3 separate regions of the Mus musculus genome follow, and regions 2 and 3 are each linked to region 1. Evidence: chromatin loops called from intact Hi-C (ENCODE). Cell type or tissue: gastrocnemius. All regions are shown on one strand. Region 1 holds the start of Crebbp (CREB binding protein). Region 2 overlaps Crebbp (CREB binding protein). Region 3 holds the start of Trap1 (TNF receptor-associated protein 1).

Evidence for each region. A loop is a pair of places that touch in the nucleus more often than their neighbours do. Peaks named below come from ENCODE experiments on the same cell type or tissue, not always from the same donor. Only the 100,000 strongest peaks of a DNase experiment are listed, where the experiment ranks them.
Region 2: a loop joins it to region 1, with 2.4 times the contacts of the local background. A loop is called at or near these places in 5 of 42 quality-filtered maps.
Region 3: a loop joins it to region 1, with 10 times the contacts of the local background. A loop is called at or near these places in 17 of 42 quality-filtered maps.

The regions. Positions count from the first base shown.
Region 1 is chr16:4,210,519-4,215,518 of GRCm38, forward strand. It overlaps Crebbp (CREB binding protein), which reads right to left and starts at 2,886. Exons shown (of 31, transcript NM_001025432.1): 1 at 2,621-2,886. The coding sequence starts at 2,705. In gastrocnemius, a CTCF peak has its summit at 2,883; DNase peaks (open chromatin) are centred at 2,837, 3,625, 4,267 and 4,628; H3K4me3 peaks cover 3,979 bases; H3K27ac peaks cover 2,390 bases.
Region 2 is chr16:4,158,448-4,163,447 of GRCm38, forward strand. All of the region lies in intron 2 of Crebbp (CREB binding protein), which reads right to left. Among named protein-coding and RNA genes, the nearest start is that of Crebbp, 52 kb to the right of the region's middle. In gastrocnemius, no CTCF peak of the experiment used is centred here; a DNase peak (open chromatin) is centred at 2,244; H3K27ac peaks cover 1,836 bases.
Region 3 is chr16:4,075,633-4,080,632 of GRCm38, forward strand. Trap1 (TNF receptor-associated protein 1) reads right to left here and starts at 2,178. Exons shown (of 18, transcript NM_026508.2): 1 at 2,061-2,178. The coding sequence starts at 2,148. In gastrocnemius, no CTCF peak of the experiment used is centred here; DNase peaks (open chromatin) are centred at 2,214 and 2,848; H3K4me3 peaks cover 2,211 bases; H3K27ac peaks cover 1,810 bases.

The sequences.
Region 1 (5,000 bases):
CTTATGTGTCCATTGACACTCCCCTTGGTGAACTTCAGTACTCCGTAGGCTGGTAGGCTTCCCTCTCACTCTCTTCTCCACCCACTGCTATCCCTAGAAACACAGCTAAAATGCACTTGATGGATTCACAACTCAGTCCCCAAAGATGTGGCTTGTATCACTAGTTCAAGTAGCAACTGTTTCTCACTGTCTAGGGCTCTCTGTTCACTCTCCTTGCATCCCCTCCCTCAAATTTCATCTTGTGCTCAGAACACACACCTCACCTACCCCAGCCCAATGTTCTCTTGGAGGCCTGAGATAAGACCCCTCAAGAAAACAAAGTTCAGGCTGGGCAGTGGTGCACACGACTTTAATCCAGTACCTAGGAGGCAGAGGCAGGGGGATTTCTGAGTTTGAGGCCAGCCTGGTCTACAGAGTGAGTTCCAGGACAGCCAGGGACAAAGAAACCTTGTGTGTGTGTGTGTGGGGGGGGGGGGGGGGGGGAACCAAAAAAAAGAAAACAAAGTTCAATTTTTCCTTCTGTCTCTATCCCAGCCTTCACTGCTTTAAATATACTTAACATAAATACTTCAGCCATTTATTTGTTTAATTTTTAAGATCTGTCTATCTTGTTACTGGATCGTAGACTAATAGTTACTCTTAACAAGGTTTCATCTTGTTTAATGTATTCAAAAATGGCTCCTTCTTCTGAGTGGACCCTTACACCCTTTCAATATGAATGCCGTCTTATTCTTTGATCATCTAAATCAGAATCATTAGAAACTACTACCCCTTGTTTCACATATCTGTAAATGTGAAAGTACTCTTCTGCGTCTCCTGGGCAAAAAGTGGAAAGAGAAAGGGACAAAGTGCTCACGTGCAGAAGATTCTTTTGGATAAGTCTGCTCTGGTCAGCAACACAGTAAGTAAATATCTGACAATCCAGAGAAGCTACACACACACACAAAAAAAAAAAAAAAAAAAGGAAAAAGGAGGAGGAGGAAGAGGAAGAGGAAAGAAGAGGAGGAGGAAGAAGAGGAGGAGGAGGGAGAAAAGGAGGAAGAAGAAGAAGAAAAGGAGGAGGAGGGAGGGGAAAAGCCATCTTCTTTTGGGTTCCATCTTGTAAACCTCTGGATATATAAGATACTACAGGTCTTTTTGTGGTCTTATTAATTTGCCCCACTTCTAAGAAAAATCTTCAAGTTCACTCAGTAACAGCAAAGCTGAAGTCTTCCAGTTAGCAGTGTCAGAGGATAAACTTGAGGACAACACCTGCCTGGTATGATCTACATCTCACATGATTACAGTCTTCTGGCTCGAGCACAGCAACATTACTAAAGCAAGGGAGCTAGCTCTACTTTGCACAAGTGTGCTTAAACCACTGTTTCAACATTTTTCATCAATAAGATTTTTATGAAAATAAACATCAAACAACTTGTCATTTAAAAAGAAAAGTGACTTTTCCCTACCTACCTGTGAATTATTTATTTACTCCTTTCTACCACTCAACAAATTTTAAGTCAACAAAAATCTCCTGAAAAATGATGGAGGGAGAATACTCCCCTCTCATTTCTACATTAACATTCTCCTTTCATGACTGGATTTCAGGAGCACTTCAAACTGAAGCCGTGAAATCTAAGTTTTGTTTCAAAAGCAGAAATATTTTTAAATACACTTGTATAAAGTCACAGAGTTCCACAACTTGAACATCTGTATCTAGCGCCAATCTGCAGGCAGCAATGTAATTTGATTTGGACCCATTCATCAGAAACTGATTTTCAGATGCCGCTACAAGTACGTACTGGAAAAGTGCTAGCTGCGCTGAGCCGGCATTGTTCACAGCAGCATACGAGTTTATATTTCGAAGGAGAGCTTAAAAGGGGAAATACGAATAATTGGCAAGGTTATCAGAGCTGTCCAGAAGTACTCTGAATTACTGAATGAACAGGGAAGTCTTGGGTACCCGATCCGATCACCTAAGAAAGTTTGCACGGAAGCTATTTTGTGAGTTGGGGAAAAGATTTAAGATTATCTTGCTTTTCTCTTTCCCTGAAAGATTCAAAGTCCTTAATTTTTTAATTTTTCATCTCCAGTGTAAAACCATTCCAACCTCAAAGGCAGACTGGAGCCCAAATGGACTTTTAAAAGCCTGCTAGCTTCTTTTTAAGGTTACGTATGTAAATGAAAGACACCACAGCAACTTTGATGACAACTCGCACATGAGGTTTGGGGTTTTGGAGAAAAAAAAATACTAGGTGATCAAAAAAAAAAAAAAATCAAGACTTTCTAAATAACCACTAAGCGTTTTCCCAAGCAACACATTCCAAGAAACTTCTCCGTCGCAACTCGTCGCAACTAAGAAGGCAGCAGCTGTGTCCGCGACTGCACCGCCTAGAGTGGGGGGTCCGATCCTGAAAGCCCTCATTGCCTCTGGTCGCATTCTCTTACTCCAAACCTCCAAGGTCCCCTCCGCTGTCATCCCGGCCGGCCACGCGTGCGGACACTAGACCGCGCCCCCGCTTCACTTTTCCTCCCGACCAGGGAAGCGCATCCCAAGGCCCGGGACAGAGTCTCTGGCCACTGCGACCCTCAACCCCCTCCCTGCCCCGAACTCTGACAGCGAGCCTAGACCCAGCCTCACCTGTGTTGTCATTCGCGGAGAAGCCGGGCGAGCTGAGTTTGGCTCGTTTGGGGTTGGGCGGTCCGTCCAGCAAGTTCTCGGCCATCTTCACCTGCTCGCGGAAACAGCCCTGAGCGCGGGCGGCGCGACGCGGCCCGGACGGGGGTCGGGCCGGCGGCTGCGAGCAGGCGAGCCAGCGAGGAGCGAGCGCAGGAGCGCGGGCCGGGCCGCGGAGGGCGCAGGCCGGGTGGGGGAGGCGGCGGCCAAATCTCAGCCTCAGCAACAGCGCCCCGCAGCGCTCACCGCCCGCCCCCGGCCGCCGCCGCCGCCGGCCGCGGCCCCCTCATCCCCTGCCCGCCTCCCGAGCGCGACACTCCGCGGCCCGGGCACCCAAGCGGCCCGGCCGCCTCCGCGGGCCCGGCTGGCAGCGACGGCGCCCGGCCCCGCGGCTCAGGCGGCGCCCGGGAACATGGTGGTACCGCCGCCGCCTCGCCGCCACCCCCCCCCCCCGCGCGCCCCACTTAATGAATTCGCCCGCGGCCGGACGACCGGGGGGCTTTGGGCTCCGCCGCCCGCCCGCGGCCCGCCGCCGCCGTGAGGAAAAACAATGCGCCGAGCGGGGCCGCCGCCGCGCCGCGGCCCCCCCACCCCGTGCCGCCGCCGCCGCCGCCGCCGCCGCCGGGCTCCGGGAGGCCGAGACGAGAGGCGAGCGGGGCCGCCGGGGCGGGCGCCGAGGGCCGGGCGGAGCGGGCCGGCCAGGCGGAGCGGGGTGCGCGGGCGGTTGTGGGGCCCGGGACCGGCGGGGCCGAGTAGATCGCGCTCGAAGCCCCGGTCGGATCCGCGACAAGATGGCGGCTGTTGATTCCTCAATTAAAAAAAAAAAGAAAGTTTTTTTTCTTCTCTTTCCAGAGCCTGAACGGGGAGGGGGAGGGGGCGGGGCACGCTTGTACGTCACCCCCCCCGCGGCGTCACCACGCACGGCCCCCGCCCCGCCCCTCCACCTGCGCCGGCCGCGGCGGAAAGAGCCGAGCGCGCTCGGGTGGAAGGGTCGAAGGCACGGCGGCGATGCGTGAGGCGACGGGCTGCGGTGCTAGGCCCGGCCTGCGGGACGCCAAGTGCGCAGAGCAGACGGCCACTTTTGTTCTGACGCTGTCAGTAACGCGGCACGCGCGGGGAGGGCGCCCTGGGCTCGAGCCTAGACCCCCCCCCCCGCCAGGCTCGGAGTCAGCGCTGATCCGGGCCCAGCCCGTCCGGTCCCGCCCCGCCCCGGCAGCTCTGGCTCTTCGCAGCTCCTTGCTTGCGAGCCTCCAGGGTGACATCGGACTAAGAAGACGCCACCGCAACCTGCGCCTCTTCCCCGCGCCCTATGCTAGTAATGGCGAAGTGGCGCCTGCAGGTTACAGAGGGTCCTCGGGTCTGTGTGCAGATGGGGAAACTGAGGCAGGAAGGGGCAAAGCAACTTTCTCTAAGATCACTGAGGGAGAAAATGACAGGCCGAGAGTCCACCCCTTCCTTGTGCTTCCCAAGTTTGCAAGGGCACCGCAAGGCTCTTGAGCGCCCACTCCCAAGCCCAAAAACGATAGGGCCAGGTCCAATGTCCAACGCTGTCACCTGAAGGGAGAGGCTGTCAGCTCTACCTCCTGGATCTGAGATGGGCCCAGGTACCAAGACCAAGGGCTTCGATCTCCTAAGGGTACTCCTTACTTCGGACAACCACCCTGGCTTTGGCAGGTACCCAGAAAAATGTAGGATCACAGGGAGACCCTCTCACTTGGGTGTGCCACACACCTCCTCAAAAACTAAAGTTTTCCCATCTCTGTTAACACTCTCTCAAAACCTGCCAGCTTGACTCGGAAGTCCTTATCTTCCAGGTATCAGCAGCACCCCTATTTCCTAAGCGAGAAACCTGTGAGTCAGACCCCTCCTTCCCTCCCCATCCACCCACGATGCAGCTAGTCTCCCCCACATTCTTTACCTGAAGAATGAGCTCCTCCACCTTACACCGCAGCCACCTGCTGTGTTGTCCATCATGGTGCCTGCTGTCCTTTGACTGAGGCAACTTCTTACATAAACTTTTCTTGTGTTTCATGTTGTTCAGCACACAGCCACAAAACTACCTTTTGGGGGGGGGATCTCCCTTGGTGATCTTAGAGAAAGTTGCTTTGCCCCTTCCCGCCTCAGTTTCCCCATCTGCACACAGACCGGAGGACCTTGTGTAAACTGCAGGCACCACTTTGACATCACTAGTATAGCATGAAGGGACTAGGCGCAGGCCTACCTGCAACAAATGGCTCCTATACAAAGAACAAGAAAAACACTAAGAACATATATAAAATAGACAGACACATGCATATAACAGTGGTTGGGCCAGGATTGAGTGATGCACATTTATCTTAACTGT
Region 2 (5,000 bases), 52 kb before region 1:
CAAGGCAGAGGCGTCTGTCCTGTTTTGTGTGGTGGTGTTTTTGTTTGTTTGGAGGGTACAGATGCATTATTAAACTCTCAAAGGAAGTCCAATAGGATTCTCAAGAGCTCCTCAGAATGGATATTACTTGCCTGTGAGAAAATGAGCTCAAGCTAAAACAACCTCATGCCTCATGTAAGAGCGTTATTGCACAGATAACCACTCATGAAGCCAACCATGCCACAACAAATGAACTCTGACTGTAGTTTCCAGATGACTACTCAGAATAAATACTCAAAGTAGGGTCCAACTCCAGTGAAATGCCACATAGATATGACCAAAGCTACACATCTGATGAGACGGGCCAAGTGACCAGCAGGAGGAAGGGAAAGACAGAAAGACAAGGAGATACAAGGAGATTATGTAGGAGCTCATAAGGACTCAGCAGGGCTATGGAATGTTTCCTGTGACAACAAGTATGATATAATTTCAGTAAGACAAGTTCGTTTTTTAAGAAATGGACTTCAGCTTTCCTCATAATTTTATATACATTTAAAACCACATAGCAGAGTACTTGGAGGAAGTGTGACAGAAAATAAACAGAAAAGCAACTACGGCTTTCAGCAATAAGGTAACTTTGACTTCACAGACAAGCAAAGGGAGGGCTAAAAACTACAGTAACATTAGAACTCAGCTCAAGACTTCACTCTAAGTGTCATATGCTCAATCCAGAGACACTGTCCTACACCATGAAGCCTGTCACCTCCCCAATGCATAGTAACTACATCTTCTAAGTACACCAGACTGAAATGAGTACCACTGCACAGAGACCCTGGCCAACTATAACCAGTGAGATAATGGCAGTATGCCTAATTTTAAGGGCACAACAAATCTTATTAGTACACACCCCCAAATAAGATGTCATTTATAGAGGTGGTAATTCCTCTGAGCGAAGCCAGTGAGCTTTGGGTATTACCTTGGTCTGAATGATGGCTTTGCCACTTACTGTGTGTGTGAGACCTTCCTTGGGCAAAAATCTATCTATACACTGATATACAATGGAGATGAAAACACCTCCTCTAAGGGCTGTGTGAGGATTAAAAAAAAAAAAATCACATTTATGAAGCATTCCAAATCAGAGCTGCCATAAACAAAGTCCATGAATGCTTGCTACCTCTGCCCTCATGACTATTCTAAGGCTTTGGGGGGAGGGGGGTCAAATTACACTAAATATGATTTCTTTCCAAGGGATATCTACAAAAATAATGAAATAAAAACAGTTCTGAGAATGTCTGATGATATGTAGCAGCTTACACTCAAGCTGGCAGATCGAGGACAGCTGGGATCACTGCATCTGATTATGAGCTGTGTTCTGATAACTATGAAATACATTAGGATGAGAGCAAGCACTCAAGGCTCACTAACTATACAGATATTGTGAAGAGACAATTATTTTCAAGCTATCCCAGTAAATCAAATATTTTCAACTTAAAAACTTTGTTTATAGGGAACTGGAGAAGTGGCTCAGGGGTTAAGAGCACTGGCTGCTTGTCCTGAGGACCTGAGTTCAATTCCCAGTACCCACCCACATGGCAGCTTACAACTGTTTACAACTTGAGTTCCAGGGAATCTGATACCCTCACATAGACATACATGCAGGCAAAACACTAATGCACATGAAGTAAAAATAAATTATTAAAAAAAAAAAACTTTGTTCATTCTGAGCTTAAAATGAATTAAGAAGCAACTGGTTATGGCATTCAACACTGTCGGTCCCAGAATCTGGGAAGCTGAGGCAGGAGAAATCTGAGACTAAGCAATATAGAAGACTGTCTCAAGAAAAATAAAATTATCATAAGCAGTATGACCAGGATATACTCGTATAATGCACATGAACTGAAATATGAACCAAACTTCAACAAGAACAAAAACACTCAAAAACGAAAAAAAACCCAGCGTGCTTCCTGCTCCAATGTAGGCCACATACACAACTGCTCACCTGGTGCACTTCAGTCTAACCTGACAGGTGAGTCAAGCAGGAACTTTCAATCTTTCTCTATGTAGTGGACTACACTTAAAACCAAAGATTTATATAAGGTATCTACAAACAATATGATCTAACAAATATAAAACAAAAATGTAAATAATTTAAGTACCAGAAATATTCATTCCTTCTGAAGAAAAAACGAACCATTACTAGCCTAGTCTATGGCTGGATCATTTGCAAAGCCAAAGCTCTCTCTCTTGGCAACCTACCATTGTTGGAAAAAAGCCAAGAAGAGCAAGCTTTTCATGGAAAAGCTTGGCTGTATTCAGTCATCAGCTCTCACCCACTTGTACTTGGAATCCTTCCAGTACCTCTACTTGATGAATGGAAAGTTAAGGGATATATACCAGTAATGACAATACTATACAGTGTTGTTGGCAACATTTACCAACCAGATCATACCTGGAAAGCAAAAACCTAGGTGGGCTGACCATTGTGAGAGCTCTGAGGAAGACACAGCCCTAGATCTGAGCACTTCCTGTCATCAGTAAACCTTCCTTGCAAAATTGTTTCAAGCCCCTCTCATGCTTCCTCTTGAATAAGACTTCTTTTAAGGCACTGGGAGAGAAGCCAGTACTCTAATATTAGTGCTATGCCTCAGCAGGCCAAGACCTTTGGAGACACCATCTCTACATGGTGCAATTGATATTAATTCACAAGCAAAGCCCTGGGCTGGGGGCAGTAGGAGATTTGTTTCTAATTCTGCTCTGAACTAGCCATATGGCAGGAATGAACCTCTTGCCTCCAACCTTAATTTTTTCATGTATAAAACAGGAACACGCTGGGCAGTGGTGGTGCACACCTTTAATCCCAGCACTGGGAGGCAGAGTCAGGCAGATTTCTGAGTTCAAGGCCAGTCTCATCTACAGACTGAGTTCTAGGACAGCTAGGGCTATACAGAGAAACCCAGTCTCAAAACAAAACAAAACAAAACACTCAAACAAACAAACAAACAAACAACCCAGGAACACTCAGATGATCATAATGGAACCTTCACGGTTTTTTCTAAGTCGTGTCCTTTTTTAGTCTCAATCAGTACTTAATTTATATGACAAGTTTTACTGATAGGAGATGTAGGTATTTACAGTGGGGAACCATTTGGAATTTCAATATGGGGGGCCTGAAAGGGCCTTATATCAGTGATACTCTCCATGTGGCCAAAGGCCATTTCAAAAGATCATATAGGGTACATCCTACTATCTGCACAGCACAGGAATCAAGCATCCAAGCTTCATGCTCTCTGTACTCTTGTCCAGAGTTAACTTACAAAAAGTAAGATGGATAAGACTATCTAAAAGGGACAACAGAATGTAAGTGGATTGCTGTCTTAGTCAGGGTTTCTATTCCTGCACAAACATCATGACCAAGATGCAAGTTGGGGAGGAAAGGGTTTATTCAGCTTACACTTCCATACTGCTGTTGATCACCAAAGGAGGTCAGAACCGGAACTCAAGCAGGTCAGGATACAGGAGCTGATACAGAGGCCATGGAGGGATGTTTCTTTAGTGGCTTGCTTTCTCTGGCTTGCTCAGCCTGCTCTCTTACAGAACCCAAGACTATCAACCCAGAGATGGTCCCAACCACAAGGGGACCTTCCCCTGTTGATCACTAATTGAGAAAATGCCTTACAGCAAGATCTCATTTTCTCAACTGCAGCTCCTTTCTCTGTGATAACTCCAGCTTGTGTCTAGTTGACACAAAACCAGCCAGTAAAACTGAGCCCTTGTCAATTTGACACACAAACACATCACTATTAAGCCTTAACCCTTACTTTCTTATTCATACCCAAGATCTAAATAACTTTAAAAGTCCCACAGCTTTTGCAAATTCTTACCTAGTAAATTTCAATCCCTTTAAAACTCCCAATCTCTTTTAAAATTCAAAGTCTTTTTACAATTAAAAGTCTCTTAACTGTAGGCTCCACTAAAATACTTTCTTCCTTTAAGAGGGAAAAATATCAGGGCACAGTCACAATCAAAATCAAACTCCAACCATCCAATGTCAGATCCATTCATGATCTTCTGGGCTCCTCCACTTCTCCAGCCCTGCCCTTTGTAACACACATCTTGTCTTCTAGGCTCCAGCTGTCCATACTTCACTGCTGCTGTTGTTCTTGGTGGTCATCTCATGGTACTGGCATCTCCAAAACACTGCTGTGCTTCCATTGCAACTAGACCTCACCAATAGCCTCTCATAGGCTCTCTTCATGGTTCCAAGCCTCAACTCCTTTGGCATGACCCCTTCACTCCTGGGCCATCAATTGTACCTGAGACTGCGCCTTCACCAATGGTCTTCTGTGGACTTTCACAGTGCCGAGCCTCAGCTGCTCTTCATGATACTTTCATGCCTTCAAAACCAGAACTACCTGGGTGACTCTTACACATTACCAAGTACAGCCAAAGCACAAGATACAACCTTGGCTATCTCTGGAACACAGCCTCTGTGCTCTCAGAAAACACTCCCCAGAAGATGTCACCTCAATGATGCTGGTTTCTTCTTAATCACCGCTAATTTCTTAGATCCAGCTAACCAGTAACACAAAGTCCCAGTAACACAAAGGTTCGCTTTAGTGGTTCTGGCATCTTGTTAATGACAGCTGATTCTTCAGCCCCAGCTACCCAAAACCACAGAATCTTAACAATCAAACTAGCAATGGCCCTGAAAAAAGTCTTTAATATTCCCTCTGAAATTTCACAAGCCAGGCCTCCATCGTCCGCACTGTTCTCAACATTATCTTCCAAGCTCCTACCCAACATCCCACAGAGCTCTTAACACCGAATGGATCTTCTAGTCCAAGTTCCAAAGTCCTTCCACAGTCTTCCCTAAAACATGGCCAGGTTGTCATAGGAATACCCCACTATGCTATGCAGCTCAGAGACCAAACTCAGGTTATCCGGTTTGAATGGCAAGAACCTTCTGAGCTATCTCAACAGTCCCAGTTTTTCTCTTTTAAAACTTCTGTATTCTTTAAAAT
Region 3 (5,000 bases), 130 kb before region 1:
ATATGCTGGCTGTTTTTCTGCAATTCTTGTTGGGTTTCAGTCCCTGGCACAAGAGACTGAGGTACATATTTTACACACTAAAGCAGACCTGGCCTCTAGATTCTCTCAGTATCTCACTCCCTACCTGGCATACCCTGCCCCTAATCCTAAACTTTCCAGCCCAGGGGCTGGGCTGCCCTTCCTCTAGACGTTCCTTCTTATATAATCTAGACATTTTGATGTGTGTCTCGCTCTGTCTCTTTCTCTGCCCCCTACACACACACACACCCCTTCCCAAGGCAACTTTCCTGGCCTTGGTCCTTGGGGTCAGTGAACTCGAGAGAGCAGCTTCCCAATAGACCTGCCTTTACTATAATCTAATCTGGTTTATCTCACTGGCTGTGGAGATATAACCTATCAATTACAAATGTCAGACCATCTCCAATTTACAGAAGACACAGGTGAGAGCTAGTTACATGGAGTGCCACTTCCTGTCTGGCCTTCTAGTTGTATCCTACCTTGACAAGTTTATTATAGATGGCAAGCATGAACTTAGGAGCATCAGCAAAGACAGAAATCAGGGAAGCTCTGGAGAAACAATGAGTCAAACAACCAATTGACCAATCAACCAACAGCACGGGGTTCTTGATAGCTGATACTTCCCAGAAGGAACACAAGGAAGCAGGCTGAAATCTTTAATGAAGTGGCAATCTCTCCAATAGGAAATGGATACTATGTATGTATTTTCTCCACCTAAGACCCAGGGAGAATTAGTGCCACCACAGCAGCAGGCAAAGTCGGTGAAAAGGAGCACCAATGTTGCAAATAAAAAACTTGAGCTAGACTCCAGAGTCAACTTTGGGAACAGACTGAGCAAACCAGCCAAGGTTGAGAAGGTGTTTGCAGAACATGATGCAAAGATACACAAGAAATCAGAGAAGATACGGATCCACTGTTAAGTAAAACCAGCTTCTCTGTAGATAGAAATCACAAGAGATGTCTTCTACACAGAGCTCTTTTTTTTTTTAGTATTCTCCGTGGCACTGGGGACCAATTCAGGGCCTATGCAAGCCAAGCACAAACTGCCTTTGGGGGCTCTTTTTTTGTTGTTTTGGTTTGAGACATACTCAAATGTTGGAAAAGATACTATGGGTAAATCAGTTTTGCTACTAGAGGACACATATACAGACAAAAGTATTTTGAGCACCAGGCACTGTGGCACACTTTAATCCTACCACTCTGGGGAGCAGAGGCAGATGAATCTCTGTGAGTTTGTGACCACCCTGGCCAGGCGGAACATATATGGTGAAACCCTGTCACCCTCCCCACACCCAATAAAAAACTGAGGTGAAGTTTGGCAGATTAGCTAATACAGAAATAAAAGGGCAAATTCTGAAACCGAAAACATGTTCCTAAAGATTTAAGCAATCGCTCACTCAAATCTGTTAAACACTGTAACGATATTTGTGGCCAAGAGAACATTTAGTGGAGGATGAGAGCGACAAAACTTCGGAAAGCCATTGGGAAGCTATGTTTATGCGAAACATAAATGTAATGAATGCCAGAAGCTTTAATATTCTTTCGCAGTTAATTCTTGACTTGAGCCCTTTTATGTAAAAATAGCTGTAAATACGTATAATTTAAGTGTATGTAACGCTAACATCTTCACTGTTACATGAGTGCGGGGTGGGAAAGTATAGATTAAGGTTATTCTCTCTCCTTTCCTTTCTCTTTCAATTCCAGGGATCAAACACGCGGAGTTCACTGGCTCCCTGAAGTCCTGGGTAACCGTTGGTTTTGCTCACCGTAGTTACCCCAGGGCTTGACTTCTGCGAGAGCTGAGCTTGTGAACAGCCGCGTGCAACGAACTTGTCAACCCAAGCGCGGGAGCGTCTGCAATCAGGACTACCAGGGACTGACGAGAGCAGGCTGTGGCTGCCCGTGACTCGGCTCCCCAAAAGCGACCACAAGGTCCTACTCCCCGCCCCACTTAGCAGCTCCGGCGCAGTGCGGCCTCCCGCCGGTCTAAGAGTGTGCACACAGCCTCAGACGCCGCCTCTGCGCTCTCGTGCCGCGCTCACCTCGCCGAACTCCAGCCAGCGCGGGGGCCCGCAGTACAGTCTGCAGCCCGCGGCCCCACAGCAACACAGCTCGCAGCTCGCACGCCATGCTTCCTTTCCCAAGTGTGGCTAACAGCCTAACAGAGTGATGAGGGGGCCTTCCGCGGGGGCGGCTCAGTGACGTCATGGCGCGCGACGGGCTGTCCAAGGCGTTGCCTGTGCGAGAACGGGAACGCAGCAAACCGCAGCGCGGGGGCCCTGAAGACTGTACTTTTTGACCTTGGATCTCAGTGACAAGGTCGCTGATCCCTTGCATTGTGCGTGTGAGGGTTATAGTGTCCCCGGCCCGCGGTGCTGGCGGTCCCTAGGCGGGAGCATCCCATTCTCGAGATGGCACTACCCAGCTGGAGTGTGGATCCACTGAAAAACTCTTACAGCAATGCCAAAACCTACACTTTGACAAATTTTAGGTTTGACTGTTATTCGCCAAAACGTGAGCTCAGTAACCAACACCTTTGGACTTACCCGTTTATTGTGACTTTCTCCCTACTGGAAGCTTGTTTGGGGATCCAGGCCACAAACCTTGTCTCTAAAGTTTTTTTTTTTTTTTTTTTTTTTGTTTTTTTGTTTTTTTGTTTTTGTTTTTCGAGACAGGGTTTCTCTGTATAGCCCTGGCTGTCCTGGAACTCACTTTGTAGACCAGGCTGGCCTCGAACTCAGAAATCCACCTGCCTCTGCCTCCCAAGTGCTGGGATTAAAGGCTTGCACCACCACGCCCGGCCCTCTAAAGTTTAATCCAAACTCCAGCCGCCTCCAGAGCAGGTCGCTTGTCCCGGTCCTAACCTCAGAGTAAGGCCCAGCGAGGACCTTTCTGACAGGTTCTCGCTTGATTCTGACACACACCAGATACATTTTCCTATGATCAGATTTTACTAAAACATTAGAGCGATTATCTAGCTTGTTAGCAGACACTAGTAGCAAGAGCAGTTAATTCCTGGATCCAGAATAGACTTGAAGTTTTGGTATAGGGAATGTTTAGTTACTGTTCTAGGTTGACAAGGATTGCTCCCACATTGACTTTATAGATGGAAAATAGATAAGAATGGGCAGATATGAGGCCAAACTTTAATACAGGCTCTGTATTTAAAGTGCCTGTTGCCCTGATAACCCCAAGAAATTGACAGAGCACTGTGTGCCTGTGATCTCAGTGCTGGGGAGACAGAAACAAGAGAATCCTTGGGTTTTGCTAGCCAACCAATCTGATTCTGATGTCCCATGTTCAGTAAAAGGCCATGTTTCAATATAAGGTGGAGAGAGCACCTGAACACCTCACAATTCCTACCCCTAACCCCCAGCCAGTTCTGCTCCTGCTGGGCCCACATCCTCCACAACCAGCCCCACCCCTGCTCCCTAGTGTCTTTTTCCATGGTCACCCTTAGATCCTCACAGTTCTAGCTTCTGCCCCCAGGTTCTGTATTACCTCCTCTAATCTGCCTGAGTCCCAGTCATCACACAGAATAGCTTCTCTTGATACTAATCCTCGAGGTTTCATTCTTTTAATTCTCCATTCTGGAATCATCTCTTCAGTCAGAAATGACATACTCAGCCGGGCGTGGTGGTGCAACACCTTTAATCCCAGCACTCGGGAGGCAGAGGCAGGCAGATTTCTGAGTTCGAGGCCAGCCTGGTCTACAAAGTGAGTTCCAGGACAGCCAAGGCTATACAGAGAAACCCTGTCTCGGAAAAAACAAACAAACAAACAAACAAACAAACAAACCAGAAATGACATACTCATCTGTAGAACTCTTCTGTAGATATGGCTTGAGAATATTAAGAAAGGAGAAGTGACATTTAGTAAAGGAAGGGGAATCTGGGCTTTAGTTAAGAATGGGGATGTAGGTTCTGCCCAGTATAAACTTCTTACATTCCAGGGAAACCAACTCTATCTAGGCCCACCTGTGGCCCACCAGGAAACCAGTTTGGAACCCATGCATTACCAAGGGAAATGACATCCCACAAAATTCCAAGGGCCATTTACACTCTAGCACAAACTGTAGTGGTTGCCTAACAGTGGTCCACTTCAGATACCTCTTAACATCTGACCCTTGATCTGCCTGGTTCCACTTCTCAGATTGAAACTTGTAATACTTCCTTCAATGTTCACTCCAGGAGTGAGTGTGGAAAGTTAAAAGTTATCTTGTTAGTGGCCCACACTTGTGCCAAGGACTGAGAAGTTCTGGGCAATGTTTGAGATAATAAAGGAATCTTGGCAGCAAGAGGGAAAAATACCCACAAGAGATGACAGGAACTGTCAGTCACGCCTCCCCCCTCCCCCCTGTCCCCACTGGTTGCATTCAGTGGACTTTCACAGATCTGTGTGCCCAGATTCTCACTGTAACTTGGAACGTTCCATATCCTTCAAGGAGCCTCTCTCCCTAATTCCATAGATAAACCTACACATACTGAAAATGTAAGTTTCCTTGTGGCAAGAGCCACAGAATACAAGATGAAATACCTAAAGGCCATTTCAGTTTCCAAGCCTCTAGTAATGTATAATTTTTTGAATTTTGTAGAGTGGACAAAGTGTAGTCTGCTTGGCTCAATTCTGTGGATAGCTAGGCTTACTTGACTCCCTCTGAATTTTTGTTTAGTGAAAAGTGAATTGTCAAAGATTTCATAAATCTTTTATCCCAGTAGGTTTTTTTTTTCTTTAAAAGATTTCATGTATGTCAGTACACTGTAGCTGTCTTCAGACACACCAGAAGAGGGTATTGGATCCCCATTACAGATGGTTGTGAGCCACCATGTGGATGCTGGGAATTGAACTCAGGACCTTTGGAAGAGCAGTCAGTGCTCTTAACCACTGAGCCATCTCTCCAGCTCCATAATCTATAAACACTGAACATGATGAAAGCAATGTTTTAGACAATATAGACCAGCTGCAGTCCACATTCACTCACC